Regions from separate parts of the Mus musculus genome. Here regions 1 and 3 are each linked to region 2. The links are chromatin loops, found by intact Hi-C in ENCODE. Cell type or tissue: heart. All regions are shown on one strand. Links, peaks and the distances in the headings refer to the core of each region. The heading gives the core; the rest is flanking DNA.

Evidence for each region. Peaks named below come from ENCODE experiments on the same cell type or tissue, not always from the same donor. Only the 100,000 strongest peaks of a DNase experiment are listed, where the experiment ranks them.
Region 1: it touches region 2 in a loop (7-fold over the local background); 6 of 42 quality-filtered maps call a loop at or near these places.
Region 3: a loop joins it to region 2, with 3 times the contacts of the local background. A loop is called at or near these places in 9 of 42 quality-filtered maps.

Annotation. Positions count from the first base shown.
Region 1 is chr4:154,743,849-154,754,529 of GRCm38, reverse strand. No RefSeq gene overlaps it. Among named protein-coding and RNA genes, the nearest start is that of Actrt2, 81 kb to the right of the region's middle. In heart, for the core only: a CTCF peak has its summit at 5,181 (motif pointing left); no DNase peak of the experiment used is centred there; H3K27me3 peaks cover 2,573 bases.
Region 2 is chr4:154,820,209-154,830,889 of GRCm38, reverse strand. No RefSeq gene overlaps it. Among named protein-coding and RNA genes, the nearest start is that of Ttc34, 12 kb to the left of the region's middle. In heart, for the core only: a CTCF peak has its summit at 4,918 (motif pointing right); DNase peaks (open chromatin) are centred at 2,479, 2,829, 3,469 and 4,879; H3K27ac peaks cover 1,349 bases; H3K27me3 peaks cover 1,044 bases.
Region 3 is chr4:154,160,792-154,171,472 of GRCm38, reverse strand. It overlaps Megf6 (multiple EGF-like-domains 6), which reads right to left and starts at 760. Exons shown (of 37, transcript NM_001162977.1): 1 at 331-760. The coding sequence starts at 449. It also overlaps a transcript of Tprgl not described here. In heart, for the core only: CTCF peaks have their summits at 4,222 (motif pointing left) and 7,950 (motif pointing left); DNase peaks (open chromatin) are centred at 4,213 and 7,972; H3K4me3 peaks cover 707 bases; H3K27me3 peaks cover 2,018 bases.

The DNA of each region.
Region 1 (10,681 bases), core at 1,118-9,117, 76 kb after region 2:
ATGCCAAGCCCAGAGCAAAACATGAACTTACCCTTAATTACTTTGACTCTGGTCCAGAACCTTGAACCACATACTCAGTTCCCCCTTTCCTTGGGATTGTTTGGGGTGACACGTTCTCTTTCCCCTCAGTCAGTCTGATGTGACATGTGCCCTCCTTCTGAGTCTCTCAGGGATCTTCCAACGTGGACCCAGAGCTGGAGGTGGGAAGCACAGCAGAGTTGATAATGGCTGGAAAATGCTGAACTCAGTGTGTCCAGAACTTCTAGGAGTAAGTGTAAACTATCCAAGCCCGTCCTCAGTGACAGCTTGAGAACAGCCTGGGGTCTAGCTGCAACTGCCCGAGGCTCTGTGGAGACCTCTCCTCACGGGATCACCCCAACCTCTTCACCGTCAGTCTGTTCCTACGTGCACACGGCCATGCTCTTACATGTATACACATAGCCACACACACCACAACACATGCATGCTTTTACATGTATGCGCCTTCCTCTGAATCACACCCACCTATCTACCTGCATTTGTGAATGACCATATGTGTTTGCACACACTTGTTTCTGAGTGTCCCCTCAACGTAGGCCCAAGGCCTTCCCAGCCTTGAAACACTGTGAACTAAGTGTTTACTAAGTCCAGTCACTAAGGCTGGACTCTCTAGCAAGCAAAACCTAGCCTAGGTCGGTACTCCTGGCTGTCTCAGCCACTGTATGCACACGTGTGTGTGTGTGTGTGTGTGTGTGTGTGTGTGTGTGAACAACAGCTGTGTGTGTACATGTGTGGATGCAGAAACAGCTGGTATTAGTGTGTGTGCCTGCTTCCATGGGCACACAGCTGTATCTTCATGCTGGCATCTGTGTGCACCTGGGTCTAGCCCGTTTGGGGTCTATGGGCTGCTCTCCTTGGCTCTCTGGTCTTGCATTCAATCTGCTACTGCCATCAGCCATGGAAAATTTTGTGGTGTGTTTTCTTTGGTGCTTTGGTCCAGCCATCCTAGAATCCAGGCTCCAAGGCCCTGTCCCCACGTGGGTCCTGACCCCGGGCAGTGGCCCCGTCCCACCCCACCGTCTTCGCCCCATGTCGCCTCAGCCCATCACGGCTGGCTGGCTGACAGGCTGGCATTTCCCTTCCTGTTTGGTTCTTTCCCTCCTGTCATGTCGACAAGCACAATCGTGTTCCCTGACAGACGGAAATATCAATCCTCAAGAACAGGGACAAAGCAGGTTTTAAACTTTAACGAGAGGCTTTAATGGAAATAAAATGTAAGTTCCCCTTCAGATGGGGGGTTTCTGCTTTATCAGAGAGAAACCTCCTTTAATAATAAATCAAGGAGGCGCATTTTCATTCTTTTACATGTGTGAATATTTAAAGCATGCAAAAACGCGGGAGAGCCATTTGCTGGAACAAAAGGAAACACTTATTTACCCCTGAAAATAAATAAATGAAGGGAAGGTGTATGCTGACGGGAAAGTGGGCACCAGGACTTAGTGCAGGCAGCTGGGCGGTTGGGAGTGGCTGTCACTTCGGGAGAAGTTTGCAGTGTGAGCTGGCTGGGAGACTGGGAGACTCTGTCTCAGTCTCCTATTGTTATTTATTGTTCCCAATTTTTCTTTATGGGGTGCTAGGAGAGGCATTCAGGGCCCCACAAATACCAGACGTGTTCTACTATTGAGCTATATCCCCGGCCTTGTTTCCAGAGCTTAAAAGCCCAGGTTCCCATCTTGCTTCTTTCACTAAGCATCCTTCACTAAGGAACGCCTGGCCACTCTTCATTCATCAAGCAGCCCCTCTGTTCCCTAGCAGCTGGCTCTTACACACCAGGGTGGGGTGGGGGAATTGGTTCTAAAGCCCAGGTGGGGCGCTGCTTGCTGTGGAGGACCCTTCCTACATTCCCCAGCCTCGGGGGCATTAGCGATCCTTAGCTGTGGCCGCACCTCGCTGTTTTCTGCCTCTTCAGTACACGTCTGTCCCTTTCCAATATAGACAGCAGCCCCTGGATTGGAACCCCTAATCCTTCGTCATCCCGGTTCTATCAAATCTGCAAAGACTCTACTTCCAAATAACTTCCCCCTTTCAGATAAGGACTCCCCAAGCCTGGCTCAGTGGCAGCCGTTGGGAACCTCAGAGTCCACGGCAGAGGAGGATGTGAGTCAAAGCCATGGCTGCCACGGAGTCCCGTCCACAGCTTCCACTTCCCTGACGCACAGAGGACAGCGCCTGGACACCAGGTGCCATCCCATTCATCCCTATTTTTAAAATCATTTTTTAATGTGTGGAATTTTCAAAAAAAATAATGTGGAATCGTTGTCAGCATACAGGAGAGAGAAATGGGGAGATTTTTATGAGATTCAGGGAACAGCTTTTTGAAACACTATCACACATTTTGTTATTTTCAGGCACGGCCAGCTGTTCCTGTTCCAGGTGTGTGGGGCTTTCATTTTACAGAGACCAGAAAAGATAATGTTCTCCTTAAGACCTTGTCCTTGGTGAGACCCGAGGCCTGGGATAGGAACAGAGGGGGCAGAGCTAGAGCGAGTGGGTAGGGCCTGGGCCTAGGTTTAGGCTGTGTTCTGTCCCCTCCAGGAGGGAAGACAGGTACTAACAGATCTACATGTCCCCTCTAGTCATATAGACATGGTTGTCACAGGAGCCTGGCCATGTGCTCATTGATCTTTTTGGCCGAAGAAGACAAGCAGGTGGGAAAAAATAGAAGCTTCTAGACGGATGTCACCCCGTCTGACTGTGGCGAGGAACTTTTAAACATGGTTGAAGAAGGCGTTTCAGGATGTCTGTATGGGCTGTGACTGCTGGTGATAGTGTGTTCTAAGGACGCCACTTTTCTATCTGTGCCTGCCTGCCTGCCTGAAGCCTCAGCAGCAGGAAGCAGGCAGGGACGAAGCTTCCCTCCATGGCAGAGCCAGGACAAAGACCATGTTGCCTGCTCCCAGCTCGACCTTGGGTCTAAGTCACCCTTTCTCCGTTTCCTGGTGATTACTGGCCACTCACGCCTGTCACCTGTGCTTCACTACTACCCTGCCTTATGCAAGGCCAGCGATCATTGTTTCTAATGACGATTCCTTCCACTCACCCACCTTGGAGGTTTCACGAGTGGCCACTCAATTATTCATGCCTTGCCCACCCTGGGATGAAGGCACAGTGGGAGGCTGCGGAGCCTGGAGCAGGCTTTCTGAGGTTGGTGAATTAAATTTTAAACTGAGCCACTTGGGTGGCCAGCTTGAGGTATGCCTCTCTTGCCCTGTTTGTCAAGGTGGAGGGGTGGGGGCCGCAGTGACTGTTCCCTGTGGATGAGAACCACTGGAGAGCATCCTTGATGGAGCAGGAGCGGGCTTCATGTGGATAGCAGTTCCAGACTGACAGCGAGCGGCTTGGCCGGCCACAACTGCCCTCCCAGGATCAGAGTTCAGATCCTTGTGAGGAATGTTGGACGAGCCCAAGAGTAAGACATTGACAGCTTACGCACAGTGAATCAGATCCAGACACTATTCGGGAGGGTCTATACAGAGGTCCATCCTGTCCCCGAGCCCCTCTTAAGATTCCCAGCTCTTGGGCTAGCCCCTCCCGCTGACAGGGAATGTTTCTGCAGACGGCCAGGGTCTTGCAGACAGCCGTGTAGCTCCTGGGATGGCAGTTTGCAAGCCCCAGACCGTTCTCATTAAGGCCAGATAGGACCCTGTGAAATCATAATACTAACAACATCATTTATTTCAGCAGCACTGGGGCAAAACGGCTTTACAATGGTGTTTTATGTGCTGCATGTGCACCATAAATATTTCCATAAAAACATGCATTAAAATATAAAAGTGGGCCCCAAAATATCAAAAGTCGGGAGGGAGAAAACCCACAGCAAAGCCTGTGTAACCGCTGGCTTAGGGCTTAGCCAGCAGCTGCAGCAGGCTCCCTGTGGGTGGGGAGCCAGCAGCAGCACCTCTGCCCGCCTTCTGCTGCTGAGAGGGTGGTGAGCCCCCCGCAGGACTCGGATCTCTGCCTACATAATCAAGAGTCTGCAGAGGCATGTGTAGTATTTAGAGGTGTGGACCCCAAGCCTTGTGGACACACATAGCTTTTCCACTTATCTCTGTAGCATCCACTGACTGCATCCCGGCTATGCTTAGCCAAGCTCTACTGTGGTGGTGGACCTGTGACCCTGAGGTCATGGATTGCCTGTCTGTGGCAGCCCACCCCAAAGCCCTAAGCCTTCTGATTGGACACAGTGATCTCAGACCATGGTACTACCCAATCTGACAGCAACCCTACACTGAGTTAGGAGCAGAGGCCACAGACCCAGGAAGGGTGGGTTGGCTTGGAACTGACTGCTTAGCTACAGAATTCCAAGGCTGCCACTCCCAAATCCCTATGGTTACCAGAGACTCAGAGGTCTTCTCACAGCCATATGCCATGAGGTTCCCTGGCCTTTCCATCCTAGAGCACCCAGAGTAACTTCTCTCTAGTAACCTCTAAGCAGGGCGTCTGGAGTCTGGCCCAAGGAACAACATCTATCCTTGGACATTGCTGTCCCGGAACTGGGCACTCTGTCTGCCCTGAAGCTTCTGCCACCTGAAACCTCCTATCTTTGTGCCTTTCCTCAACTTCCCTCTTCCTGTGGAGTCAACCGAATGAGGGAGATCTCATCTGTAGCAGCCCACGGCAGTGCTCTTCACACACAGTCTTACAGGCCCACAGCTACCTGTTACTCTGTTCTTTCAGCCTTTCTGCTTAGCCTCTTCCCATGGGGAGCTGAGGTCACCCATGGGGAGCTGAGGTCACCCATGGGGAGCTGGAGGTTCGGGGGATGCAGGCAGAGTGTGGGGGTCTGTGCTGACAGATCCCATCACCACTGTGTTCAGCGGATATGGTTGGACAGGCATAGATGCCGTCAGGCTGTGTTGGGTGGTGCCACGGCTTTAGGGGGATCTAAAAACTCTTTAGAAATTGTTTTGAAGCGTGTCTATCTTTTGGAGCCTCACAGTCGAGTGTCATCAAGGTTTGGGGGTGCCCTCCCGTTTTCCTCTCTCAGCATCTGATGTAGGTGCTGAGCTCTAGGCTACACAGAGGACACTCAGGAACAAGGACAGTGCAGAGCAGAGGCCCCAGCTTCTACTCTGGTCCAGGTTCGGGGGCTTGAGCTGGCACCCAGGAAGCCTCAGTACTCAGAGCCCCCTGGTGGTAAGCAGCTGTTAAAGCAGCCACCGGTTTCAGCCTGCCCAGCTGTCCTCCTGGGACCTGTGTTCCTCAGCGTCCTGTGTGTTTGAGGGACATGATTGTGCGTGAAGTGGAAACTCAAGTGTTCTTTGGAAAGTCGGTTGCATGGTGTTTTGCTGGGGCAAACACGTGAAAAAATGTTTCGCTGATTCAGACACATGTTCTGCTAAAGCAAGCACGGGAAAGGACACGTGATGGACTCTTTGCTAACAACACGCATGTATTGGTCTGCCTTACGTTGCGTAGCTGAGCTCCATTTGTCGGTCTCCATAAAGAGAAATGCACCAAAAAAGCTGGTGGTGTGCTTCAGTTTCTTGCTACTTCCTCAGAGTCTGGCTGGTTGGCAGTGATGTCAGCTGAGACAGACAGATGCACATGCTGAGGTAAGACCCACGGGAGACACGTGATGTTTGGAGGGTATACATAGGGTTCAATGGACAGTGACAGAGATTGAGCTTGGCTTGCTGGTACAGCTAGCTGTGCAATGCTTGTGGGTCTCTCGTCTTCACTGATCTTTGCTTCCCAGAGAGAGAAACAGCCAAGAACTTCTGGTGTCCCACTCGGGTTCCTCTTGCTGACTGACTCATGCCAAGGTTGAAGTCTGGCTGTCTCTGCTAGGTCATGTCACCGCTGCTGATTCGTGTTTGCTATCCTTACTCCACTGAACTGGACTGTTGGTGTATCCATGAAGTCTTTCAAAGTGGATCAAGCTGCTGCTGCTGACCTGTGAACTAAACTGCCGATTTCCAGACAACACAGACGGGAGTTGCTCCAAAGAACCTTTCTAAACAGGTCCACTATCCCTGTATCCTTTCTTTTCCATTACCTCTGGAGGGTGGTGGGCTAAAAGGGAGGTTAAATCATTTAAGAACCATCATTAAAAATAGACTTTGAAAAAAAAATTAAAGTTACAGGTGTGGCTCATGGTGGAAGGAGAATGTACCTGATAATCCAGAATGGCACATCCAAGTTTAAATCCAGATTAACAAGGAAAAAATATTTGAGTGTAAATATGTCTATGAAATATTGAGGATATACCAACAACTTAACTATCAACCTAAACACACCCACCTACCCCACCCCACCCCACCCCGCACAGAGATTTTTAATTTTTAAGATTTATTTTATTTTATGTGTGTGATTGATATGCATGTGCCTAGCACCTGGATACCGTTGAAGCTGGAAATACAGATGGATGCGAGTTACCATGTGGGTGCTGGATACTGAATGAGGTCCCCTTAAACTTTCAACTGTAGCATGCTGTACAACCCCGCCTGGCTTGTGGCAGTTGTACTCTTTGCTCTCCTTCTGGACTCACCTGGGTGGGATCACAGGCTCTGAGACCATTTATATCTGGCTTCTCTCAAAGTGAAGGTGAGCCCAGTCACCCGTGGGATTGGGGAGGAGGTACCTGGGTGGACATTCAGGTCTGGCTCTCCATGTTTACTGGTCTTCATCTTCAGCTTGTTTCTGCCTTGACTGGCCTGCGTGTCCCCAGTTGGGACTTGACACAGTGTATTTCCTTTGCGTCCCTGCTTACCACAAAGCCTACATGGCCCGGCTGTGATGTCCCTCTCCAAGGAGCTTTTTAAGATCTCCTACTCCAAAACTAAAAGGAAACATGTCTCTCTCTGTATCTGAAGGTCGGTTAATGCAAGGGACTGAGGACCCCAAGGATTCCCATTGACATCTGAGCCACCATTGAGCTGGGCTGAGTGTGCCTGGGCAAAGGACAGGAGTGTGGGGGCTTCCTGCTCCACCAGTAGCATCTCCTTTTCCTGTGGATCTGCAGGCGGGAGACTTGTCTTTCTGTCTCAAGAGGACACTAGGGTGGGGGATGGTCATGTCCCTCCACATGCTTTGCATTGGATCATTTTTTTTTACTCTAAAACAGGGAGTGCGCATCAGAAACTTCATCACATGATTCCACTGGAAAAGCATGTAGTGCCCACAGTGAAGTCAGGAGGCCAGCTCTAGCCCAGAGCTCACCTGGAGGATTACAACACTGGATGAGTGCTCACAATCTCCCTCTCTCTCGCTCTCTTGCTCTCTCGCTCTCTTGCTCTCTCACTCTCCCCTCCTTCTTCCTCTCCTCCTCTTCCCCTCCCTCCCCTAACCCCAGTATATGTGTGCATACTGGGAGGAGGGCATGCACTGGCTACATGTAGAGGTCAGTGAACAGCCTGGGGGAGTTGGCTTTCTTCTCTACCATGTGGGGATGGAACTCAAGCTAAGCAGCAAGCATCATTATCTGCTAAGCCATGGTTAGCAGTTCCATCTCCCTTCTGTAGGCGGAGAGCGTGAAGGAAGGCTATGGTTCCGAATTTAACAAGAGGTGACACCCCACCTTGGGGTTAGGTCTACACTCTGACCCAGACATCCTGGCAGCCACCACTCACTGTAAAAGGTTAACCCAGGTGCACACAGCACTTGGCCACACAGCACTGCACCCCCGGTCGCCTCCCCAGCTACGAGCGGATGGTGCTGGCAACCTCTGCACACCCCGGCGGCAGCAATTCGACACGCCGCATAAACCTCTCAGAGCTACAGCTTCACAGTTTGTTTTATAGCAAGATGTGGTGTCAATGTTCTTCTGCTTTGAAACATTTAAGCAATGACAGTTTAGAGCCTCAGATCTTTACGGTTCAGAAGGCCGAACACTCTGCTCATGTTGCTGGCCAAATGGGTACGTTAGACTCTAGAAAATCCCATCGCATTAAAACAGCAGAGAATGTCTTGGGAAGACAGCACCCAAATCAGTCCAAGATGTTTGGAGCTTCAAGTCTCCTGTTCTCTATGGAAACATGTTGGTGTTCTTGGGCGTGGAGTCAAAACACACAGAGAGGGGCTATTTTTAGATGAGTGCATTTGGAGAGAAACGGTCTGCTTCCAGAACCTCAGAGGGCATGGAGATGCCATGCCCTGCTGGACATGGGCATAGACAGTCTCTTCCTGGTTCTTAAGTGACATTTTGGTTCCTTTTGGGTGTGTGGAGGACCACACAACTGGCCTAATCTCACATTGATGGCATGGTGGATGCTTGACAGTGGATGAAATGGCCGTGCCAGGAGCCGAGGCCTGCCGTCTGGAGCATCCCAAGTCGGCAGGACACATGAGGTGGAATAGAGAGCCTAAGAGCCCCACCCCAGAGCTCTGCTCCCTTGCAGAGAAGTTGTACTCAGAAGCAGTTAGGACTGGCTGTTCTCATCCAATCTCTCCCAGCTCCTGTGCAAGCCACTTGCTTCCTGGTTGAAGCCAGGTCGTTATAACCAAGCAGGCATGTCCAAGTGAATGCAGATGTGGGCATTGTTTGGCCCATGTTCTATACAGTGCCAGTGCTCTGGTGAAGAGCTGGTACCTCTTCAGTCATGGCATCTACTAGGACTCTGGCATGTTCTTGGTGCTGGCACCTCCTTGGCTCTGGTCTCTCCCTGGCGCTGGCACCTCCTTGACTCTGGTCTCTTCCTGGCATTGGCACCTCCCTACCTCTGGTATCTCCCAGGTTTTGGCACCTCCCTGAATCTGGTATCTCTCTGCTGGGTCTTTCCCCTAGTGCCTGGCTACACCCCAGTAAGAAAGACAGTGTTTTTACTCATAAGCACAACATGAAAACCATTGTGAGTGTAGATACAGGCACCCAAGTTGCCCCTGTGGAACCACCGCTACTTTAATCTCCGCTATAATGAATTTAAACACTGCTACAAGGAACGAAGGCTGCTGTCAGGTGTAGGTGGGCAATGTTGCTGCTACTGTGTATAGGGAACACAGCATGGGGTAGAGGTGTCCTGCTCGGCTCTGCCCTCTGAGCTGCCATTTGGCCCACGTGGAGGATTATGGAAAATCACACTTCTATGAGCTAAGGGGTCACTCATGTAAGATGTCTGTTCTCCAAACTAGAAGCTCCAGAATGAAACACTCCCCCCACTCAGGACTCTTTGCTTGTCCTGAGCCTCTGGATCACCTCTCCTCCTGGGACCAGTGGGTGTATATCCTCCTGACTCAGAAAAGGCATTGCCAGTAGAAGCCAGACATTTTGCTGGTTTCAGCTTCAGAGCTGATGGTATGGATAGCCGCAAAAGGGGCTAAGGAGGGACCTCCTTTGGAGTATTCCGTTGCAGTCTGGATGGAAGCCACAAGGTGTAACTCTGAATGGATACCTCTTCCCAAACTGGGCAGTAATCAGCCATGGGAAGAAACGTCTATACATCAGTCTACCCTGAGCTGTCAGGATATGGAAGGGACAAGTCTTGTGCCAGTAAAGAAATCATGGAGGTGGTGGTCATCAGGGCAGGTTAAAGTGAGGCTTGATATGTTAAGGTCCATACATTAGTGTTTGTAGAGGCCACCCCCATAGACCACCAACAGGGCTCACACTCCAGAGATTGTTCCTTGTGGTCCAGAAGGCTGGGCTCCAACACTAGGTGTCACAGTAGTGTCCCCTGCAAGGAGCTGGTCTCCATGGTGGACAGGCTGTCTTGTGGAGCCTCACGTGGTCATCCTCCTGTGAACCAGTGTCCTTCAGAACGAGGCCCACCTTGCTGAGTTCATTTTTTCTCTTCTCTAAAGACCCTTTCCTGTGGATTCTGGGATGAGGACTTTTCCGTGTTTCCTTGTGGCTATTGGCCCACCGTGTATCTGACACAGTTGGACTCTGGGTATTGTTGTCCAGCATCCAAACCTAGGCATCCTGCATGTTTCTTGGGTGAGCTGGGCCGCCTTCCCCCAAGAGCCTGGGTCTGAGTCCACTCTCTCTTAGTGGGTATCCATAGGATTGGTGAAGCTGGTACCACTCCACACCCCTCACATGACAGCTCAGCATGGGATGGGAACCCTCCATGTGGGAAGAGCTGTGGGTCTGCCTTCATCACATGCAAATGTGTGTGTACTTCTTGCTCACACGTGTCTTGGTGTGTCTGCATGCTCAGGGGTTGCAGTTTCTGGGGGCACCCTAAGGGGATGTGACTCCCACACACTGGGTTGTGGGTAGGTGATTAAGCAACACTCAGGAGTCCACATATAAAGGTGGTGGGGAAAAGCGACCGGTCACAAGGAGAACAGGGTCTTAATAGGGCTTTTAAAAAATCTTGTGTGTCCCTCTTGACACCCCAGCCTATAGCAGACAAGGGGTGCAGAAGAGTGGGACTCTGGATACAAGATTGTAGTAGTCAGGTAGACAAAGTGAGTGAGCCTGGGTAGGGTACCAGTGGCCATGCCACAGTGAGTGGGGGTGTGTGTGGAGCCTTTGGGGTGCTGCCACTCCCACTGGGCCCAGCCAGAAGGTCTGGAAGTGTTAGCACCAAGCACAGATTTTAGCAGAAAACCTCCGATTTATTGAGTTTCCCCCAGAAGCCAATGTGCCTGTCATTTATGCTACTTTGATCTAAAAGCTGTTTGTTTACACTTTATTGGGTTATAAATTCCTCATAAGCAGGCGTGATATTTTTATGTTGCCCACTAAGGATCCTCTGGT
Region 2 (10,681 bases), core at 1,576-9,575:
ACCTGATTAGTAGGAAGATTATCTCACCTCCTTTGCTCTTGTGGCTATTGAAGGGCTGTGCCCACACCTGTAGGAAAGCCACCATCCCTTGGCATGAGGAGTCGTGGGTCAGGGAACAACCATTTGTTCTTTTGTAGGCACCAAGAGGGTCCTAGCATAGGCCACTGCTCTGGTACCTACCCTACTCCCAACCCCAACCCCTGGTCCATCACACTTCCTGAGGCTGCTTCTGGACAGGAAGTGGTTCCCAAGTTTCCTCCTGTTGGGTGTTTGTGTCTCTGACCTCAGGAGGGAGGTCTGAGAGTCTTGGGTGCTGGTGGCAGTGAGAAGGTGACAACCCTGGATAGATGGTCTCAAGTAATCAGGCTGCCATCTGGCTGGCTTGGATGAGATGCAGGTGGAGGTGAGTTTCAGGAAGCTGGTCATAGTGGTCTTGTTAGGAAGGGTGGTGGCTGGCTCGCTGTTGGCTGCCTGCTTTGGAAACATGCAGAAAAACAGAGGTTTGGGAGCTCAGGATGCAATTTCTATGTACTCTACAAGCTATATGGTGTTTCCTGATGAAAACTAGGCTAGGATCCCAGGGAGCTGGGGGGGGGGCAGAGCTGCAGTGGGGAAATCAAGGTCCTAGAGCAAAGGGAAGAACCCCTAAGAAGTGAAGAGGCTCCCCAGGATCCCTGGGCAGAAGCTGCCTCACTGATATCTTGCTGCAGTTGTATGCTTGGGACGTCCAACGCAGTAGGAAACTCTCAAGCTGTCCTGTGCTTCTTAGTTCTTGCCTGTCCCTCATTTTTGGGGGGGGGGGTTGCTAGTCAGGGCCAACACATCACAGCTCATGAGTCTTAAGGATGTTTAGGCCCTGCAAGAACAGGTTCCTGCTGGAGGAGCAAGAGGGCAGTCTCAAGTGGATGGGGAACTCTGGGGCCCCTGCAGTAGTGAGCCAGCGGCAGTGGGCACAGAGGGTGCGATGTGAGGTTGAGGGCGTGCTTTGGTCCTGGGCCTGCAAGACTGTTGGGACATGAGAGAAAAGACTAGGTCATAAGGACTCTGGGAGGTGAGCATGGGCGTCAGAGAACTCAGAAAGGTCAAGGGGCACACTGCAGCAGGGCTCCTGGGCCACGGTATGGCTCCTCGCTGTGGTCAGGGTAGGTGATGCTGGTGCAGAGCTCTGCTAATGTCTTAGTGTAGGCGAGGTTGGGTATAGCACAGTAGGTACCATCCAAATGGGAGCAGAGGGGGCTGGAGAGATGGCTCAGTTGTTAAGAGCACTGACTGCTCTTCCAGAGGTCCTGAGTTCAATTCCCAGCAACCACGTGGTGACTGACAACCATCTGTAATGGGATCTGATGCCCTCTTCTGGTGGGTCTGAGAACAGCTACAGTGTATCCAAATGTGAGCTCATTGTGGTGCATGACCAAGTCCTTCTCAGTAATGGAGCCAGGAGAAACCCAAGCTCATGGCTTAGCCCACCTTTAACCTCATAGCTATACTTTGCCTGGGAGCTGCAATCTGTTTTACAGGCCTTCCTGTTTTGTTGAGACCCAGGGACAGCCATGCAGACCGTCGTGGACAAGCTGCCGTCCATAGGCAGCTGTTATTGCCTGTGGTAGTGTATCAGGACTAGAGGGTAGTCAGGCTCTGGGTGAGCCTCAGCTGGTGTTGTATTCCCATGGGATACACGTGGGGGAAGGCACCCTTGTTAAGGGTGAGGACACAGAGCCAAAGAAGAAAGGGGACCTTCAAGAGCAAAGCCACCTGCTCTGTGCCTTAAGGAGGCTGCAGCCTCCTGGGAAGTCACATGTAGCAAGGTTGGTTGGAAGTCCAGACTAGAATTTGCTTCTTGTGTCTTAAGCCTTGTCAGAAAGGTCCTGAAAGTGGATTCTCATATCAGTGAGTGTGTGTCTGGGACCCTGAATCTACATAATTGAGTGATACTCTCCAAGGAGTCTGGTGTTGATGCTCCATGCTGTCATAGAGACATGTATGGAACCCACAAAAGGTAGCGGGTCACCTATGTGGTGGGGGCTCAGCCTACAACTCCTCCTTTCTTGCAGTGGTTCAGCACTGGACTCCTGCAACAGCCAACTCCTTTTCTGATACCTCATCCTGGCTTTCCCGTTCCTCATCAAGAAACACAGAACCTTGCTCTTCTTCTTTTTTTTTTAAAAGATTTATTTATTTATTTATTTATTTATTTATTTAATATATGCAAGTACACTGTTGCTGTCTTCAGACACATCAGAAGAGAGCATCAGAACCCATTTTTTATGGTTGTGAGCCACCATGTGGTTACTGGGAATTGAACTCAGGACCTCTGGAAGAACAGTCGGTGCTCTTAACCACTGAGCCATCTCTCCAGCCTGAGGTGGCCTTCTTAATAAGCCCACTTAGCACTGTCCCTGTACCTTTCAGGCAATCTGAAGCCTTGTCCGTCCTTGCTGTGCCCCACTTGGCGGTTAGCCAATCCTCCCTTACCCCTCCCTGAGGTGGGAAGGCTGGTGGGCCCCTCAAGGTGGGGACATGTGTCTGTGCAGGAGAAATTCTCCATCCAGGCTCAGCTGAACTTCCCTCTGACCCCCGTGGGTCTGCTATTGCTTTTGCTCCTCCAACCCCCTTTAAGGCCCCCGTCTTTGTTCTCCCTGTGATGTCCCTACTCCCTGTTCAGCCTGGCAGCTTTCTTGTGGTCAGGACAATGGCCGGGATGGATGAGCGTCTGGGTGCATAGCTCACGATGAACCACAGGAGTGGCAGGGTGTGAATGACATGCCTGGGATCTGCCCCTGACTCCTCAGCCAATTGCTGCTTAAGGAGGTTGTGGCTGTAGGTCATCAGATCTGCCCACTGGAGCTTTTAGCCTGTGGCCACCTTTGCTCAGCACTAGGAGCAGTTCTGCAGGGCAGGGCGATCCTTGTCCTCTGAGCACTACCTCCAGGGAGTCATGACTTCCTCAAGAACTAGGTCTGAGCTGGCTCCTGTCTGTTCCCTTTGACCTGGCTAGTGCGTGCCATAGGATACAACAGGGCTCTTAGTGATAGGCAGGAGGCTGGGCTCTGGGACCGGGGATCTTAAGTGCAGCTTGTCCTCAAAGCTGTTCACTCTTGCCTGTGACCCTGGCCTCCCGGAGGGGTTTCCGGGTCAGACCTAGCCCAGGGCAGTATCTGAAACCGGGAGGAGTAGACTTTTGAGTGTCTGATTGTTCAGTGTCAGAAGAAGTCTCCGCTAGCTTCTGCTGCCATCACAAGATCTTAGTAACTGAAGATACCAGCTTTTCTTCTGGGTGGCATTCCCTGATGGCTGGATATCTGAGCCCTTCTGGGCTCTGTTGGATCCTCTTGTCTTTACTGAGCTCATTTTGAAGCCAGGAAACAAGGCCAGCCTCCGCACGAGGGTGATATTCTCCCCTAGCTTGGACTCAGAGGTCTTTTTATGGTTTGAGAGTCTTGTGGTTATAAAAAGCCTCAGATCATGAGAAAGGTCACGTGGACCCACAACCCATTACCCTGGGGAGCAACTGTCCCTGTCCCCTTGGAGAATGGGACTGGAGCCCAGAATTGGCACACTGAGGCAGAGCTGTTGGTTCCAATTTGGCTGTTCAGATATAATCTCTGTATTTGGCATCGTGAATATTCAGGATGCTGAAGAGGCGCTGTCTGCCGCACTGTCCAGGAGATCAGCCCGTGACTGTTGTTCAGTTATTTACTAATGTATTAGCTGAGGAATAGTTAAATTTTCAGTGGAGCAGCATAAGGCAGCTTTCCTAGGGCTGTAAAAAGTGTTGCCATTTTAAGGGAACATGAAGGTTTTCTTAGTCATTGAGGCCATCAGCATTTGGAAAGGTTTGTTTATTGAGGTAACAGAAATCATCTAGAAGGAATACATTGTATTCATAAATATCTGATGTATTTAAAGCAGCTCCCCGGCCCCACACCTGAACAAAAATAATGGTGGCAACTTTGAAATTGTAGAAGAGTCAGGTGATGGTACACAGGCTACTGTGATGGTGTTCACCTTTAACCCCAGCACTGGGGAGGCAGAGGCAGGCCAGTCTCTGAGTTTGAGAATAGCTTGGTCTACAGAGTGAGTTCCAGGACAGCCAGGGCTACACAGAGAAACCCTGTCTGGAAAAACAAAAACAAAAGCAAGGAAAAGAAAAGAAAGAAATTAGTAAAAGAACAGTGTGGCAGAGATGACTCAGCCCCTAAGCACAAAGGCTCAGAGACTCATAGGTGCCTTACAACTCTCTGAAACTCTAACTCCAAGGGATATGATGCCCTGTTTTGGTCTCTGTGGACGCTTGCATGTCTCCCTCCCCTAAGAAACAAACACAAAGGCTGGTGGGGAGCAGCAGGAAGTTCCTGTGTTGCTTAGGCTTAGAGAGGACTGGTTGCCTCACTTCACAGGAAGTTGGACCAAGGCCCAAGGAGCCAGGGAAGACCTCATGGACCCCAAGCACTGAAGTATTGGGGGAGGTGGTGGTGGGTGCCTCCTTGTAATCTGACTCCTGTCCCTGGCTAGACTGAAGGCGGAGGCTGAGACTTTCTGAGCTGCGGCCTCTATCTGGAGGATAGTGAGACTGTGTCTAACCACGTGGGACTTAGGCTCCGGAGGGCCTGGCTGGGCCTTCAGATCTCCTAAGGCTTCTAGAGATCTTATGCGTTAGAGACTACGGGTTTGGGAGCTTTTGGGAACTGGGGGATCCAGGCCCTGAGCACAGCACAGGGTCTTGACTTGGTGTGAAGCAGTCTCCATGTAGACAGTGATTTCTTGCCTGCAACTGTCTACTTTCAGACAAAATAAATCCTTATACATGCCTCGAGGCTGTGGGAAGGCGACGCCTAGTGTCCACCTGTCCTACTCAGAGTGGTTGGTCACTTGGAGGGATTTGCTTTGCTGGCTGGAGTCCATTGTGGTCATTACTCAGAGTTGCCAGCAGAGGGCAGCCACACTCCATATCCTGGGCTGCTCTTCGCACTATAAGCGGGTCTCTCCATCCCGAGGTCAGCAGAAGAGCAGGGAGGGGCTCCCATACCACAAAACTTCACCCTCTTAGGCTCAGGTGATCCTGGGCTTGGTCTTACAGGATCACCACAGAAAGGGTGAAAGGCCCAATGGTTCCTCTGGACCAGGCCTGCTCTGCAGTGTCCACAAATGGTTGTATGGGTCAGGACAGAGCGCACAGCGGGGCAGAGGGAGGCAAGATAGGTAGTAGGGCAAAGGCTCACTTGGGACTGCTTAGTCTGCTACTCAGAGGTTGCTCTGCGGACCAAGGTGGCCAATTCTGTCCTGCAGCCGTTCCTGACATTTGTCACCATCAGAATAGAGTTCCAAGGTGATTGTGTTCTGGTAGAAAACTCCCCCTTATTGTCCCTATACAGGCAGAAGAACAAGCTGGAAACAAGCTTGGATAGAGGGTGCTGGTCTCTCCCACCATGACCCCCATGACCTGGTGTGGATACCTACTTCTGGCTGGGGTACTCAGAAAGGACCAAAAGCATGGAAGCTCATCTGTCATGAGAAGGTGGAGCCTGTCCGATTCCCAGGGCAGAAGAGCCTGTGTGGAATGTGAGTATGACTGATGTTTGGGGTTGGAGGTCAGGTTTCTAGATGGTTCCTTGAGGAGTCTGGTGTCTCCAGTGTCTTTCCTGCAGGAGAGGCGGTGAGCACTGAGGAGATGTGTGCAGATTGCATGAAGGGTAGGTCAGAGCAAGGGTTGTCCTGTGGCTCCAGGGAAAGCAAGACAATCCCCTCCAAGTGTCCAGGCCAAGGTTGAAGCAAGCGGTCCTTCAAAACTGTCAAGCGCACTTGATATGTGCAGAATAACCAGCCCACCTTCCTCTCAGCTGCTGGGACAAGGCTGGGATGGTGTGACAGCCACTAAGGCTAATCCAGCAGTAGTGTTCAGACCTGGTGCTTTGCTGTTGGGACTCCAAGAAAAGGACATGCCACAGACACCCCTAGGCTCTGGGCATGAACAGAACCAGCTACTCAGCTCTGTGTATAGTGCCTGTACTCAGAAAAACAAACAAACAAACAAACAAACAAACAAACAAGCAAACACAAGCGTCAGCCCTGAAGGAAGAGCTAAGCAGGTGTGATGAGCGCCAGACAATGCTGCTTGAAAGCAGAACCAATTTATTATCTCACACTCTGGAGATCGGGGTCCTGAAATGGAGGTGTGAGCAGGACATATGCCCTCTGAGGATTCTAGCAGAGAAATAATTTTTTTTGCCCCTTCCATTGTTCAGAGGTCACCCACATCTTGTACCCCAGCAGTCGGGCCAGTGTCTTCCAATCTTCAGTTCTTTTTTTTGTTGTTGTTGTTTTTTGTTTTTTGTTTTTTGTTTTTTGTTTTTTGTTTGTTTGTTTGTTTTTCGAGACAGGGTTTCTCTGTGTAGCTCTGGCTGTCCTGGAACTCACTCTGTAGACCAGGCTGGCCTCAAACTCAGTGATCTGCCTGCCTCTGCCTCCCAAGTGCTGGGATTAAAGGCGTGTGCCACCACGCCCGGCCAATCTTCAGTTCTTGCTCCATCTGCACAGGGCCTCCTTTGCTTCTCTCCTCTCTCCCTCTCCCTCTTGCTCCCCTCCCCCTCTCTCTAGGCTTATTTGTTCATTTTTATTTTACATGTATGATGAGTGTTTTGCCTGTGTGTGTGTCTGAGCACTGAATGTGTCCCTGGTGCCCATAGAGGTCAGAAGAAGGTGTTAGGTCTCTTGGAACTGGAATTACAAATGTGGCTGTGAGCCGGGGATTGAACCCAGGTTCTCGGCAAGAGCAAATGCTTTTACCCACTGAGTCATCTTTCTAGCCATACATTTATTGTTTTAAGAGACACGTTTTCACTGTGTAGAACTTCCCTGGAATTCATGATCCTCCTGCCTCAGCCTCCTGAGTACTTGGACAACAGGCCTGACCACCAGACCCAGCTTGTCCATTTTGATCCTCCTACCTCCCTCTGGTAGGCTCTTGTGGTGGCTCTGCCCCATACAGATAATCCAGGACATTTCTCATGGCAAGGCTGTTGGCTTAGTCCCATTTGCAATGTTAATTTTGTGTTTGGCTAGGGGTGCCAGGCATTTGTAGGAAGGTCCTTCAAGCATGTCTGAGACATGAAATAAACATTTCAATCTGGGGACTGGCTGCTTATAATGTGTTGGGTCATCAATAGTCAATTGATGGTCTTAAAAGAACTAAAGGGGTTACTACCCCAAATGACGTGGCATCCACTGTGCCTTCAGATGTAAGCTCAAAAATGGGCCCTTTACAAGTCCTGAGCCAGCTGAGTTTCAGATCCGAGTGACACCTGAGGCTCTCCTGGTCTCCAGCATTCGCAGATTGCCAGCTCGTGAGTCTCCTCACATTTGCTCCTTGTCTCAAAGCTGTGGGTTCCACCTCAGGGGAGTCCCACGAGCTAGCAAGCTGGCCACATGTTCTCTGTTCTGGGATCTGGACATGGGTGTCGTGGGCACCATTATCCCACTGACCACACACAGGCAAAGCTGATCAGGGTGATCAGGACATTTCAGAGCAGAACAGGGGGCCTGTGGGAGCTTACAGTCTGTCTGTGCAGTGGAGACTGAGTTCCCTTCCTCAACACATCTAGCTTCTTTTGCCTTTTTGTCTTGGTGGAAAATTTTAATGCATACATACTGATATACTGGTTAGTTTTTATTGCTGAGCTGACCCAAAGTGTCACAGAGAAGAGAAAACTTCAATCGAGGAATTGCTTACTTCAGATTGGTTTATGGGCATGTCTGTAGGGCATCTTTGTCTTGATTGCTAATTAATGTAGGAAGGCCCACTGTGGGTGGTTCTATCCCGTGACAGGTAGTCCTGACCTGTATAAGAAAGCTAGCTGAGCAGAAGCCAGGAGTAAGCTAGTCAGCACTGTCCCATCGTGGTCCCTGCCTCTAGGTTCTTGGCTTAACGTCCCTCTTTGATAGACTATAACCTGTAAGATGAAATAAATCCCTTCATCTCAAGTTGCTTTTGGTTATGGTATTTATCACAGCGATAGGAAGCAAGGCAAGGTGCAGCAAATGCATCAGGGCCACTTGGTGGGCCAGTGTCATATTGGGCTGCCTGGTGTAACTATCTGCATGTGCGCACAGTCAGTGTTTTTCTGCCTTTTATGTCTAGATGCTCTGATGAATCCTGAGAGTTATTCTGCCAAAGAGCATTTCAGGGAGCAGGGAAGAGAAGCATTGCTAGGGTTGCTATCTCATTACCTCCCACAAGCTCTGGGCAGTTCAGTTCCTGTCTGAAGATCCCCAGGGCCAGGGCCAGGGCCAGGGCCAGGGCCAGGTTAGGGCCTCCTTGGGGAGGGACATCTTACCTGTGTTGTCATCTGCTTTAGATCAGGGATCTTAGGGGCTGAGTTCTGCTGGGCTATATACCAAGCTTGCCACTCAGGGCCAGATGTGAGTGCTGGAGGAAAGGCGGAGTGCCAGAGAGGAGCCTGGAGCCCCACCCAGTCAGCTGTAAGATACAAAGTCATAGGATTCCCCACGAAGGGAAGAGGCTGTTGAATATCGAGGAAACCGTGTCTGGCGGTGGCTCAGGTTCACACAGAAGGAATGGTGGTGAGGCCAGAGTCAAGCATCCGCTCATACGGGGCAGGCTCTGCTCAGAGCGTTCTCTGTTCTCTGTAAGCTTCAGCAGACATAGGACATAAGTGCCCAACATGTTGGTTTGGGGACATGGGAACAGACAGGGCTGTGCCCTCACAATCTGGGGTGAGGTCCAAGATCAAGGTGTTGGCCTGCTGGTTCCTCCCAAGGCCTGTCCTGCCTTGTGGTGGAGTCTTCACCCTGTGTTCTCACACAGCCTTCCACGCTGTGTATACATTGCCCTCTCTCTTCTCAGAGGTCACCCATCAGTAGGGTTGCCCAATGACCCTATTTTTCCTCAATGAACTCTTTCAAGACCCCATCTCTGAATTTAGTCATAGTCTGAGGTGCTGAGGGTGGGCGGTTCAGGATCAACATGCTTTCTGTGGGAGACCTTGATGCAAACAGGGCTTCTCTAAAGCCTGTGAGAGGCCAGCTGGTTGTGGGGCCTTTGCCTCGGTGGTCTGTGGAAAGGTCCCTTCCAGAGTTTCCTGCCTTAAAGGGCTAAGAGCCATGGAACTTTTGCTCAGGACCCTATGGGCTTCCCATGGTCTGGGGCAAGTTTTCCTGTATTGGCTTTTTGTGGTCCTTGCAAAGACATTGTCTTGTCTGTGTTGACAGCTTATGAACTGTAAACTTTTATAAAAGCTGACTATTCTATGGAAAGGAGCCGATGTAGCCTGGGACTGCTACCATCATAGCTGCTACCTTCTTGAGTTGTTTGTGGATTACAGCAGGGGCTCAAAGGCCAGGGTAGATGCTCACTGGACCGGGCTGTGTACAGAGCGAACATACTTACACTCTGGGAACAGACTAGGCAAGAGCTCCCTCCCTCCCTATGTAACCTATTCTTGCACCATGGGATTCCCTAAAGCCTGGTGGGCACCACAGAAGCCCGCCCTTGCTTCTAACCCACCTGGGCTAGAAGATCCAGCCAGATTCTTTTTCCTTGAGGAACTGTGGGAAATGGGCAAAGGTTGAGGCTTACCTGTATCTCTTGAGTTCCTGCCAGAAAACTAGAGAAATAGAGAGTGGGTGAGATGGGCCAGTTTGGTCCCCGTCTAGGCAGGAGCCCTGGCTGAAGTGTGGGATAATGAGAGGCTGGATCTGCACTAGAGAAGTTTGTGGTACCCACCCCAGCACTGGGCAATGCCCGGCACTGGTGGCAAGGTGCCTGGCTCTGAGCTGCCTCATGCTGTCCCAACTTGAAGACTGGAGTGTCCCTGGAGTGCCAGCCCCCCATGTCATATCATTGTCAACAGGGCTGAGTCTGATGTGTTGTCCAGATGGCTGCCTCTGGATCTAGTCTCACCTGGAGCTATCATGAGCCCCACTCAACATGACAGAGCCATCAGGAGACCCATCCAATGTGTCAGGGGTGGCTGGACCGCAGGCCCCGGGGATCCTGACTGGGAGAGAAAATTGTAACTACCCTGACTTAGTTCCTGTAGTAGGGCTGAAGGGAAACGGTTGTTGAAGGTAACTTCTTGTCACTGTGACAGTGCCAGGTATGGGTTCTATTTCACGGAGTGGGCCTAAAATCTGATCAGAAAGGGTTTATTACTCCCTTAATATTTGTGCTACGCTTGCTCCAGAGTAACATATAGGCAGGTTACTGCTGTGGGTCTCAGAGTATGTAACTGGGTGATGTTGATGGCTAATTTCCTACTCTGGTAGGAAAGCATACAGCATATCCACAGAAAAACCTTAAAGCACCTCTAATTCCAGTCAGCAGGGTGAAACATCTGTTTAGGTGCTGGCTCTCTTTCTCCATGATCAATGGCATAAGTGAGTTGTAGCTTCAGCAAGAGAGCCTTGCTCACAAGTTGTGGAAGGTAACCAATAGCCTTGGGCAATAGTCAGTGGTGCTTTGGAGAGTCCATAGGACCCCTTTAGCCAACAACACAGCAAGACGTACCCAGACTCGAGTTGGAGGTTCCTTGCGTTAGAGGTGGCACTCAGCAGCATAAGATGGTCCTCTAGACTCAAGATCTCTTCAGATGGCAAGAGCCAGAGGTGATGTTTGACACCAAGGAAACTATCTTCACAGAGACCACGGCAGCTTGCACAAGACCTG
Region 3 (10,681 bases), core at 1,156-9,155, 660 kb after region 2:
GGGAGGAAGTGGGACCAGGCTGCTTCCTCTCGGCCGCCTCCAAGCTGGCTCCCCAGCTGGACCCTGCGCCGCAGGGGCTTGGATTCCTCACCTCTCCGGAGTTCGGCATCCGTCTAAGTCTGCAGGACCCTTGCTGCAGGGGCGGGAACCCGGAGGCTATGGGCCCTGCGGCAGACTCGAGGGCACCAAATCCAGTCCGGGACCCCGGGTCTAGACCATCCCCTCCTCAGTTAAAGCAAAGAGCCCATTGTTTGTGGCCCCAGGGACAAAGCCCCGAGTTCTGTCCGGGTCAGCTTCGCCGCCAGGAGCCTCACGACTCGCGCTACTCACATGCTCGGCTGCAGCGGGCGCGGGGGTAGCGGCTGGGAGGCTGCAGGCACGGCGGGGAGCAGCAGCAGCGTCAGGGCCACCACGCGCCAAGACGCCCTCGCCTCCACCCCGACAGGCATAGTGCGCGCGGTCGCGCTCCCACTCGGTCCTGGGATCTTCGACTCACAGGCGGCCCTTACGGCCAGTAGACGCTGTCTTCACGGGCGCCATACCCCCAGAGGACAGCGGAGCACCACAACCCAGTCGCGCCAGGTGCGGGGCGCGAGGTTCCCGCAGGTGCAGATGGGACAGTTGCCCGGACCTCCGAGACCTTCGCGCTCGGTTCGGCGCGGCCAGACACTTGCCAGGAGTGATGGAGAGCAAACTCGGAGCGGGACGCAGCAGACGTCAGGCCCGCCCGCCGCACGCCCCCCGGCCCGACCCCAGCCCCCTCTTTCCCGACCCCGCTCCCGCCCCTTTTGGCCCCACCCCCAGCCCAAGCCACGCCCGTTCCGCCTTCGGCCCCGCCCAGACAATCCCAATAGGGAGAGCCCACTTCCAGCCCCGCTTCAGCCCCTCCCCTCTCCGGCTCCTGGTCCTACCTTTAAGGCTAAGCTCGCTTCCCAGTACTTTCCCCTAAAGCTTTCCAATTTCACTTGCGCTCCCTCTCTCTGCAACCGAGAGTCCCAGGTCTGACCCCAACCAAGTGAACAATTCTGTCGAGTCTGCGCGGTCCATACTTCGTAAACACCGCTCTATCCAGATCTGAGACCTCTGCAAGCGCACCCTTGGATTCTTGGAGTTGCAGTCACCTTCCCTTGGCCCCTCGTCCGCGCGCCCGCCACCGCTGTCCCAGAAGCAGGGAGGGATAGTAGAGCGGGAGGTAGAGGGGGGGACAGCCTCTGAGTGCCTCTGGGCACTTCCTTTGGGTACTGACTTTATTAGGTAACACACCACCCTCTGGGCTTTCGTATTCCCAGTTCTGTACTGAGTGCTTTGGGACGGTAGCATGGGGTGGAGTGGGCGTGTAGGTCCCACTAGGCACCTGCATAGGGGTCTAGGAGGTGAGGCGACTCCCTGCACCAGGTATTTATTGTCTTTTAAGCCTGGCTTTGATTTGATTTGACTTTCTCCGCGGTTAGGGGCAGACTGACCAGCGCTGTACGTGGCATCTCTTAGTCCAGGACTTATCAAACACTCAGAGGGGCTCTTTGTGAAGCTGAGCTGGGAGAGTCCCATGAGGGTATGGTAGCGGACCTCACTAGTTGCAGATAGTTGTGTGAGGATCAGCTCCTCCTTGTCCTACTGGAGAGGTGTGCCTGCCCTTTTACATGATGGGTGGACCCAGCCTGCCCTCTTCCACCATCCCTGAGGAGTGCGGTAGGTGTTCCAGCCTCCTCTTCCCCTGAAGCAAGTGCTTGAGGGGGCCTCTGGCTGGGGGACCTGGAAATGCCGCTGCAAAAGTTCGCATTTCAAAAGACTGTGGGTCTCATTACTGGGCAGGTGCTGTCAGCTTAGACCTGCTGCTGGCCCAGATGCGGAACCGAGGGCAAGGAAGGGAGTGGAGTGAGTTTAGAAAACTCAGGTTTCAGATCTGAGCAGTAAACATAGAGGAGTATAACCTCAGGGGAAATAGAGAAGGGAGGGAAGTAAGGAAGGAGGGAGGGAGAGATGGATAGACAGACAGATTCTGGAGGGCAATGGGTCCTGGAACTTGCCACCTGATGCCCCAAACAGGACCCCAGTTTGCCCTGCATTGTTGTGCTGGGACTCACCCTTCTGCTCAAACCCATCACCAGACCCTCCCTGGATCTCAGTAGCAGAGGCTGACCCGAGCCCTCTGGGGGACTCCCAATGTCTGCACCCAGGAATTCATCTCATATCCCTCCTCAGCCAGGGGCCCACCACTGTGGAGAAGTACAGGAACTGTACACTGGGCCCAGGCGCTTAAGCTTGCTCCTCTGTACCTCTGTCTCTCCCGGCGCTGGCGTGTGTGAATGCTTGTGTGCATGAGGGATGGGGACCTGAAGAAGTTCACCACCTGCTCTGTGAAACCGTGCCCCAGGACCAGAGTCTGGAGGTGAGTGGGTGAAATTTTCTCGGCTCCTTGGGTGGGGGAGGGGGCGTGCTTTTAGTATCCCGAAACCTATGTGGGGCCCTTACTGAAGAGAGACAATACGAAGTAAAATGGCTTTGCTAATTTTACAAAGGTATGTGGCCTCCTGCGTGAATTCCTAAACCCCTTCAACTTGAAGGTTTCCTTGGGTCAGAGCTTTACTGACCCTAGGCTATTCCATCTCTGCCCATGTCCCGTCCAGGCACCAGGCCTCTGTGCCAGGTGAAGAGTCCTGGCGGGTATCAGGTGCTTCCTGTGGTTAGGTTAAGACGAGCATGTGTCTCTTAAGGTGGGTGGCGTACACATGGGCAGTGTGTGGTCTGTCCACTATCCCCGGACAGAGTCCTTGTTCCCGGGCAGGTGTGGGTAGATGAAGCATGGACCACACACTCCAAGCACCTGTCACTTAGACAGATGTTGGCTGGAGCCTCACCCCAGCCCCAGAGAGACAGACCCTTTTCCTGTCCAGTCTGGCTCCTCAGAGCATGGGTGATGGTTGAGCATCTGATTGCCCAACACAAGAGTGGAGCAGAGAGGACACTTACAGTCTGTCATTGTAATCAGGACCTGGGGATATAACTCAGTTGGTAGAGTGCCTGCCTAGCATGCTTTCCAAGGTCAAATCTCCAGCACTACACACACTTGCCCTGGCGGGGGGGGGGGGGGGGGGGGCAGGGGGCGGGGTGGGGGAGGAGTCAGGGTAAGCAGAAGTTTAATGCCATACCGGGCCAGACGAGACCTTATCTTAAAACCAGCCAAATAAACAAACAAAAATGCCCCCATAAAACTAGGAATCAAATGACAATGTATTTAATACAGTTCTGTAACTCACAGCAAGCATATTGCAACTTTACAGCTAACAAATTACGACAGCTGGTTGGACATGATTATTTCAAATTGTCTCACGGGCTGGAGTGACAGTCACAACATGGTCAACAGGGCGGCTCAATTCCACGAGGTGTGCACTCGGCTTGTCTCCCCATCACTCAGAAATAAGTGCAGGGGCGAGTCGAGGGGGAGAGCGCACTCCGGGTTCATCAAGTACTTGCATGATAATGTCCTCATGTAAACATGCCTGTGAAAATGCATAAGGCACTTGGCTCAGGAAGGTGGCTGCTTGCTCTGTTGTTCAATCTGTTGTGTGTATTTTCTCACTCGGAGTCCATCCCTGTCTGCCATTCAGGGAGAGGACGAATGGCTAGCTGGTCACCAGGATACTACTGATATCATATTCTCTCCTAGCTCAACACATGCAGCACCCGCTTCTGGGTGTTTCCAATGACTGCATCTAGAATTGTTGTGTCAGTTGTCCTTCCTTGCTGGAACAAGACAGAGCAAGAGCTGGCCACTGAGACCTTCCTGATATAACTCTGGGTATTGGCTTTACATAGCTGTATCCATAGGTCTGAGAAATCCGTTACTTGGTTTTCCCTGCAGATACTTTTAAATTTTTTTATTAGACTCATTCATTTATTGGGTATCACATGTGCCGCTGTGCACGTGTAGGGATCAGAGGACAACTTGATGGAACTGGTCCTTTTCCTCTATGATGTGTGCCACGGGGGTCAAACCCAGGTCATTAGGCTTGTCAACAGTCACTTTTACCTGCCGAGGAATCTTGTTGGTCTTATAATGGCAATTCTTGGTCATTGTTCCAAATTAATTTAGAGGTTAATCTATCCAGTTCCTTTTAGTTACTTTGGAATTTAGCTGCAACTGCCTTAAATGTGCTGTCAAGAACCTCAGGATATCTGCAGGAACTGGACTGTTGGCATGGCGCCCTCTTGTGGGCTTGGGCATATTGACGAACCACAGTGCTGGCTTCAGGAGGAGGGTGGGCCATCAGTTCTATCCTTTATTGAAAATAGGTCACGTGTCACATTCCACTTTAGGGTCTGATCATCCCATTCACAGGGTAAAGATCGAATTTGCCCTTGAGTCTGGAAAGATAAATCAGTGGTTAAGAGCACTGACTGCTCTCCTAGAGGACCTGGGTTTGATTCCCAGCACCCACATGGCCAGTCACTCAATGCTCTGTAACTCTAATTCCTAGGGATCCAATGTCCTCTTCTGAGCCTCTGTGGACATTGAGCATCATGTGAAACACAAATATATTTATTAAAGCAAAACATTAATACACCACACACAAACATTTCGTTGTTTTTTTGTTTTTGTTTTTTGAGACAGGGTTTCTCTATATAGCTCTGGCTGCCTTGGAACTCTTTCTGTAGACCATTCTGGCCTTGAACTAAAAGATCCACCTGCCTCTGACTCCTGAATGCTAAAGATTAAAGGCATGTGCCACCATGCCTGGCCCACACATATATTTATTTATTTAGTCCTGAGTTTTCACGAATTGAGTGGTATTCACACCAGGCCAGAACCCGTGGCTACAGCACCCACCTCCTAGGATCTCCTAGGATTTTCCCTTCCTCCGTCCACCCTGCCGCCGTGGCTTCCACCAGCAGTGTGCTAAAATGTCACTGAGTCACAACCCTGATGACACTCTGGGTTGGACTTTGCTTGGCAGTTCATCCCAAGGAGACAAGAGGCGAGGCTGCAGTTCCATTTTTTTCACACTTGGAGAACAACTGCTCTCATTTTCCTAAAAAGCACTCCCCCCACACCTCCACTAGCCTTGGCTGTGCTCAAGCTCACTGTAGAGACCAGTTTAGCCTTGAATTCACAGAGCTCTGCCTGTCTCTCCCAGTGGCATGGATTAAGGCCTTCACCGTTGTTCCCCGAGCAGACGATACTTTTCGCTGTCCTTGTCTCATTCTCTACTGGAAATAATTAGAATCGTCTTTGGCTGGAGGGAAAATAATGTGGGGAAGAGGAGAGCTCGAACCACAGCGCTAATTTCCAAAGCAAACCGCTCCCTCCTTTCCCAGAACCATGCTGGCTGCCTGCTCTCCAGCCTGACGCATCTCAGAGCTGGAAGAGATAGCCCTCCAGACAGAAACCCAAAGTACCCCAGCAGCCACAGGGACATCAGCTGCTGAGCCGAAGGCCACCATCCCAAGAGGACAATCTAGTGTTTTGTCTGAGTTTTCATGTCAGCTTCTAACAGGTGAGAGGCTAGCCTAAGTGATACCAAAGGTTGGCTCACAGCCCAAGAGCCACGCCTGTCTTTGATCCCAGTACTCCACCAAGGAGGCTGAGGCAGAAGGATCGGAGTTTGGAGGCTGACCTGTGCAACATGTTAAGACTCTCTCTCTCAAAAAGCAAAAGAGAAACAGACACCTAAAGTATCATCAGGTCCTCAGGTGCAGTGTGGTGACCACAGTCACCTGTTTGGGCAGATGGCATCATTAGGGGTGAGCAGAATTTGGCAAAACTCAAGAGACAGATGGGGATAGTCTCTGGAGAGCAAAGCACACATGCAATGCCCCATCTAAACGACAAACGATCCATTTACAAGCCTGTGGTTCGCCCATTCCCACATCCATTTCTAAAGCTCCAACCCTGCTGTGAGAGAGAAGCCAAAATGGAAGGCCCCTAAGTACGCTGACTCACATGGGCTAAGGCTCACTACGGGGTCAGGGCATAGGATTTTGCCCAGGGCTTAGGCTTGGCCCTGTTGGCGGCCAGCTGCCTGGCCTATACCACTCACTCTATCCTGACCTTGAGCATGACATGAAACCTAACTATGTCCCTGGAGGCTGGCTCCTGCTCAGTAACTGAGCATCCAGCCTGTCCAGCTTCAATGGGTATCTAGCTACTGTCTTAGTTTCTGTTTTCACTGCTGTGATGAAACACCATGATCGAAAGTGATTAGAAGAGGAAAGATTTATTTCTTCTTACAACTCTCAGGTCAGAGTCCATCACTGAGGGAAGTCAGGCCAGGAACTCGAGGCAGGAATTTGAAGGCAGGAACTGAAGCAGAGGCCGTAGAGAGATTCTGCTCACCACTGCATTACCTCCCAAGGCTGGCTCAGCCTTTCTTATACAACACAGGACTACCTTGCCCTAAGGTGGCACCACATGAAATGGGCAGAGCCCCCCCCCCCCATATTACTCACCAATTAAGAAAATGTTACAGCCGGGCGTGGTGGCACACGCCTATAATCCCAGCACTCAGGAGGCAGAGGCAGGCGGATTTCTGAGTTCGAGGCCAGCCTGGTCTACAGAGTGAGTTCCAGGACAGCCAGGGCTATACAGAGAAACACTGTCTCGAAAAACCAAAATAAATAAATAAATAAATAAATAAAAGAAAAGAAAAGAAAAGAAAATGTTACATAAGTTTGCCCACAGGCCTGTCTGGTGGGGGCTATTTTCTCAACTGAGGTTTCCCCAATGACTCTAGCCAGTATCAAGCCGATATAACGCTACACAGCAGACTGCCGTCCAGCCACCATGTGGTTTCCCAGCATAGGCCTGGCCTGGCCCATCCCAGGCCTCCACCCATCACTGTATATCTACCCTTTACCACAGGGGGGTCAGGGAGGAAGGCCTGGGATGGCAAGTGTATGGGATATTTACCCATCACTGCAAGCAGGGATGGTATCTGTTCACATCTGGGGAGATGGCACATCTGAATTGCATAGCTTCCCTAGGAAAGCCCATGTCCTCATGCCCACATCCCCCCGTGGGGCCTGATTTGGAAACGGGGTCTTTGGTGAAGTTACTGAGAGAGGGGGTCTCAGATCAGATCATTCTGGATTATCAGAATGGGTCCCTGTAGGAGAACAGAGAGGGAGATGTGAGAGGGGACATCAGGGAGACAACTGCCAAGATGGGGCTGGGTGGTAGGAGCTGTGCTCTTTCTCTAGTCCCGTCTGTGTGTGCATTTAACTCATGTGTGTATATACGTATGTCTCAGAGTGTGTGGAGGTCAAAGGACAATCTACATGAGTTTCTTCTCTCCTTCCACTGTGTGGGACCCAGGAATTGAACTCTGGTCATCAGGGTGGCAGCAAAGACCTTTGCCTGCTGAGCCACCTCTCCAGTCTGGGAACCCGGTTCTCTTTCAAAGTTACCTCTGCATCTGTTGTGGATTCTTTGACTCAGTGACCGAGGTTAACATGGGAAGCACAACAATCGCAGAGCTTGGGGCAGTGCGAGGATTGCCTCCTGAGGCAAACTTCCAGCGGTGCACACCCTGTGCACGACCCAAAGTGCAGCTGGCTCTGGAAGGACCACACACACAACAATCCTCCGTGTGTGTGTGTGTGTGTGTGTGTGGTACCAGCTCTGGAGGAGCCCCATGCAGCTCTGAGAACCCACCCCAGCGTGCTCAGGATTCTCACAGGTATCAAAGGTGGGGCTCAGTCTTAGAGGAAGCATCTCAAGTGGCAGAGCATGTGGGAGGCCTGGGATCCATTCTCAGCACTTCAAAAAGGAGGGCCCGCTGAGTTCCCAAAATGCTAAGTCACAGCATCAGGAAATTAAGGCAAGAATCTGCTTGTTATAGCTGAGCTTCTGAGTCTTCTACAGAAAGATAACAGCTTCATCTAGGACTTGAAAACATCCCATACCTGCCAAACTGTGATCTCCCAGGGAGGCCATGTGTGGGTAGTTGCGCCATCTGCTGACCACTTTGGGAACAGCCTCTTGAAAATCCCTGGCAACGGCTAGTGGACCTCAGGACCAACCCAAGCTCTGGGCCCCCAATACCTTACTCCCTAGTCACAGTCATCATGTCTTGCTCCTTGCCCCCGCCGTGACCTGTGTGCACACGTGGAGGTCATCTAAATGCTTCATCGCTTGCACCTGCCCGAAACACCCTCCCCCCCCCCACACACACACCAGTTGAATTATGTACCTGTTAATGATACACGCAAGTCCCAACCAGTCTCCATGACTCTCACCATCTTTGGAAAATAGTCTGTGAACATGATCAGGTCAAAAGGGGGCCGTTAGGGCAGGCCTGTGCCAACGTCAGGAATCCTTACAAATGAGAAAGCGACGATGACTATGGAAAGTCAGCCAACGGGGAGAGGCAGCCACAGGCTGAGGGACATCCAGCATGGCTGACAACACGGGAGGCTGGAAAGGCAAAGGAAGACATGTGCCCTCAGGTATCAGAAGGACACACATACATGCACATGCAAGCGCACATGCACACACACTGTGGTTCTGGCCGTCTGGTCTCAGCAACCTCACTACATGCTTCGGTTACTTCCAGCAAGCCAGTCTGTGGTCTGTCCTGGCAGCCTCACGTAAGATATAATGGTGTTTATTCACAGTGTGGATACTGGAGACTCCTCACGGTAGTAAAGGATTTACACTTCTGTAGAAGCCAGGTTTCAGAGCGGACACCTGCTGCTCGTCCCCTCTGCTCCGGACAGATACAGAGCACCTGCTTAGCCGTGATCCTTTGAATGAGAGGCTCTAAGTGCCAGTATCAGAAATCCACCTGCCTCTGCCTCCTGAGTGCTGGGATTATAGGCGTGTGCCACCACGCCCGGCTGTAACATTTTCTTAATTGGTGAGTAATATGGGGGGGGGGGCTCTGCCCATTTCATGTGGTGCCACCTTAGGGCAAGGTAGTCCTGTGTTGTATAAGAAAGGCTGAGCCAGAAATAGATGATGTTTCTCTCTCACACCTAGGATTCATGCATGCCACAAACTTGACATTTGCTTATTTGTGTTATTAAACATTATTCTTATGTGCATTGGTGTTTTGTCTGCATATAAGTCTGTGTAAGGGTATTGGATCCTGGAGTTAAGAGTCGTGAGCTGCCATGTGGGTGCTGGGGATTGAACCCCAGTCCTTTGGAAGAGCAGCCAGTGTTTTTTGTTTTTTTTTTTAAAGATTTATTTATTTATTTATTATATGTAAGTACACTGTAGCTGTCTTCAGATGCACCAGAAGAGGGCATCAGATCTCATTACGGGTGGTTGTGAGCCACCATGTGGTTGCTGGGATTTGAACTTTGGACCTTCGGAAGAGCAGTCGGGTGCTCTTACCAACTGAGCCATCTTACCAGCCCTAAAGGTAGAAGCCTCCTTGATTTTTTTTTTTTTTTTTTTTGGTTTTTTTCGAGACAGGGTTTCTCTGTGTAGCCCTGGCTGTCCTGGAACTCACTATGTAGACCAGGCTGGCCTGGAACTCAGAAATCTGCCTGCCTCTGCCTCCCGAGTGCTGGGATTAAAGGCGTGCGCCACCACGCCCGGCGCAGCCAGTGTTCTTAACTGCTGAGCCACCTCTCCATCCCTGGCTTATTGCCTTATATGCACTTATCTATTCATCTCCCCTTTCTCTGTCAGCTTTCAGCACACTCTTCACATCCACAGCGGTCTCAGGAACCTCTGTGGGAATTCACGTCATCGTGGCTGCTCCCACCAGTGTCCCGGAGACCTCATTGGACTGGATTCTCTGACGAAGCCACACTGTAAAAGGTCCAGCAGGCTAAGGAGCCCTCACAACGGTCAGGAGACAGACTACAGGCCTGAGCTGTATCTTGGGCTGTCATTCACTGATGAGTCTAACCTATGTCTTGGTGACTGTTAGAAAAGACTTTTGGGCCACACTATCATAGCGGTCCATTAGCTCCATCAACCCAGGCACACTGCTGGCACCCCCGTGGGAGCAGGAACTCAGGGACATCTCGCATGGCTTCTGTCCCAGGGAGAAGCTGCAGGGCCCAAGAGCATCCTACGGCGTTTCCTTCCAACTCCCCCCACCCCCCGCCCCAGCAGCACTCTTCGGTGACATGGTAGCTTACTTGTGCGTATCATGCCCAATATAAAGAACCCTCTGACAGCCACCTCTGACCTGCACACACTCCTATCTCCAGTGTGCACACACCCTATAAACCCACACTCCCAAGGTGACCACGCCCAAGGAGTGCAGCACACTCCTGAGAAGCCTCTATCTGAGGTGCCCCGACACAGTGTCCACAATCCTCAGACGCGCACACACCCATTCCCACGCTTTCACAATCCTCAGACGCGCACACACCCATGCCCACACTTTCACACTCCCCAGGCATGCACACCTCCTAAGTGCGCCGCACACCTCCGCCCGAAGTGCACCGTAAGCCCGAAGGTGAAGGGCACGGAGCCAAGCGAGGACACACTGTCGGGGCAACGCCCTACGCACGAGCCCCCAAGTGCCCCCTTCCGCGCGAGTCCATGGCGTCCCTTTCCCCGTTCTCAGCCAGGAACCCCCGACCGGCATTTTTTTTTTTTTTAACTCGCCCTTCCTGTAAACAGGAAGTGGCTCCGCGCGTGGCGGCAGCTTCCGGCCCAGGAGGGGCCGCCGTAATCATGAACGGCAGCACTTTAGACCCAATTGCAGAAGACAGCTTA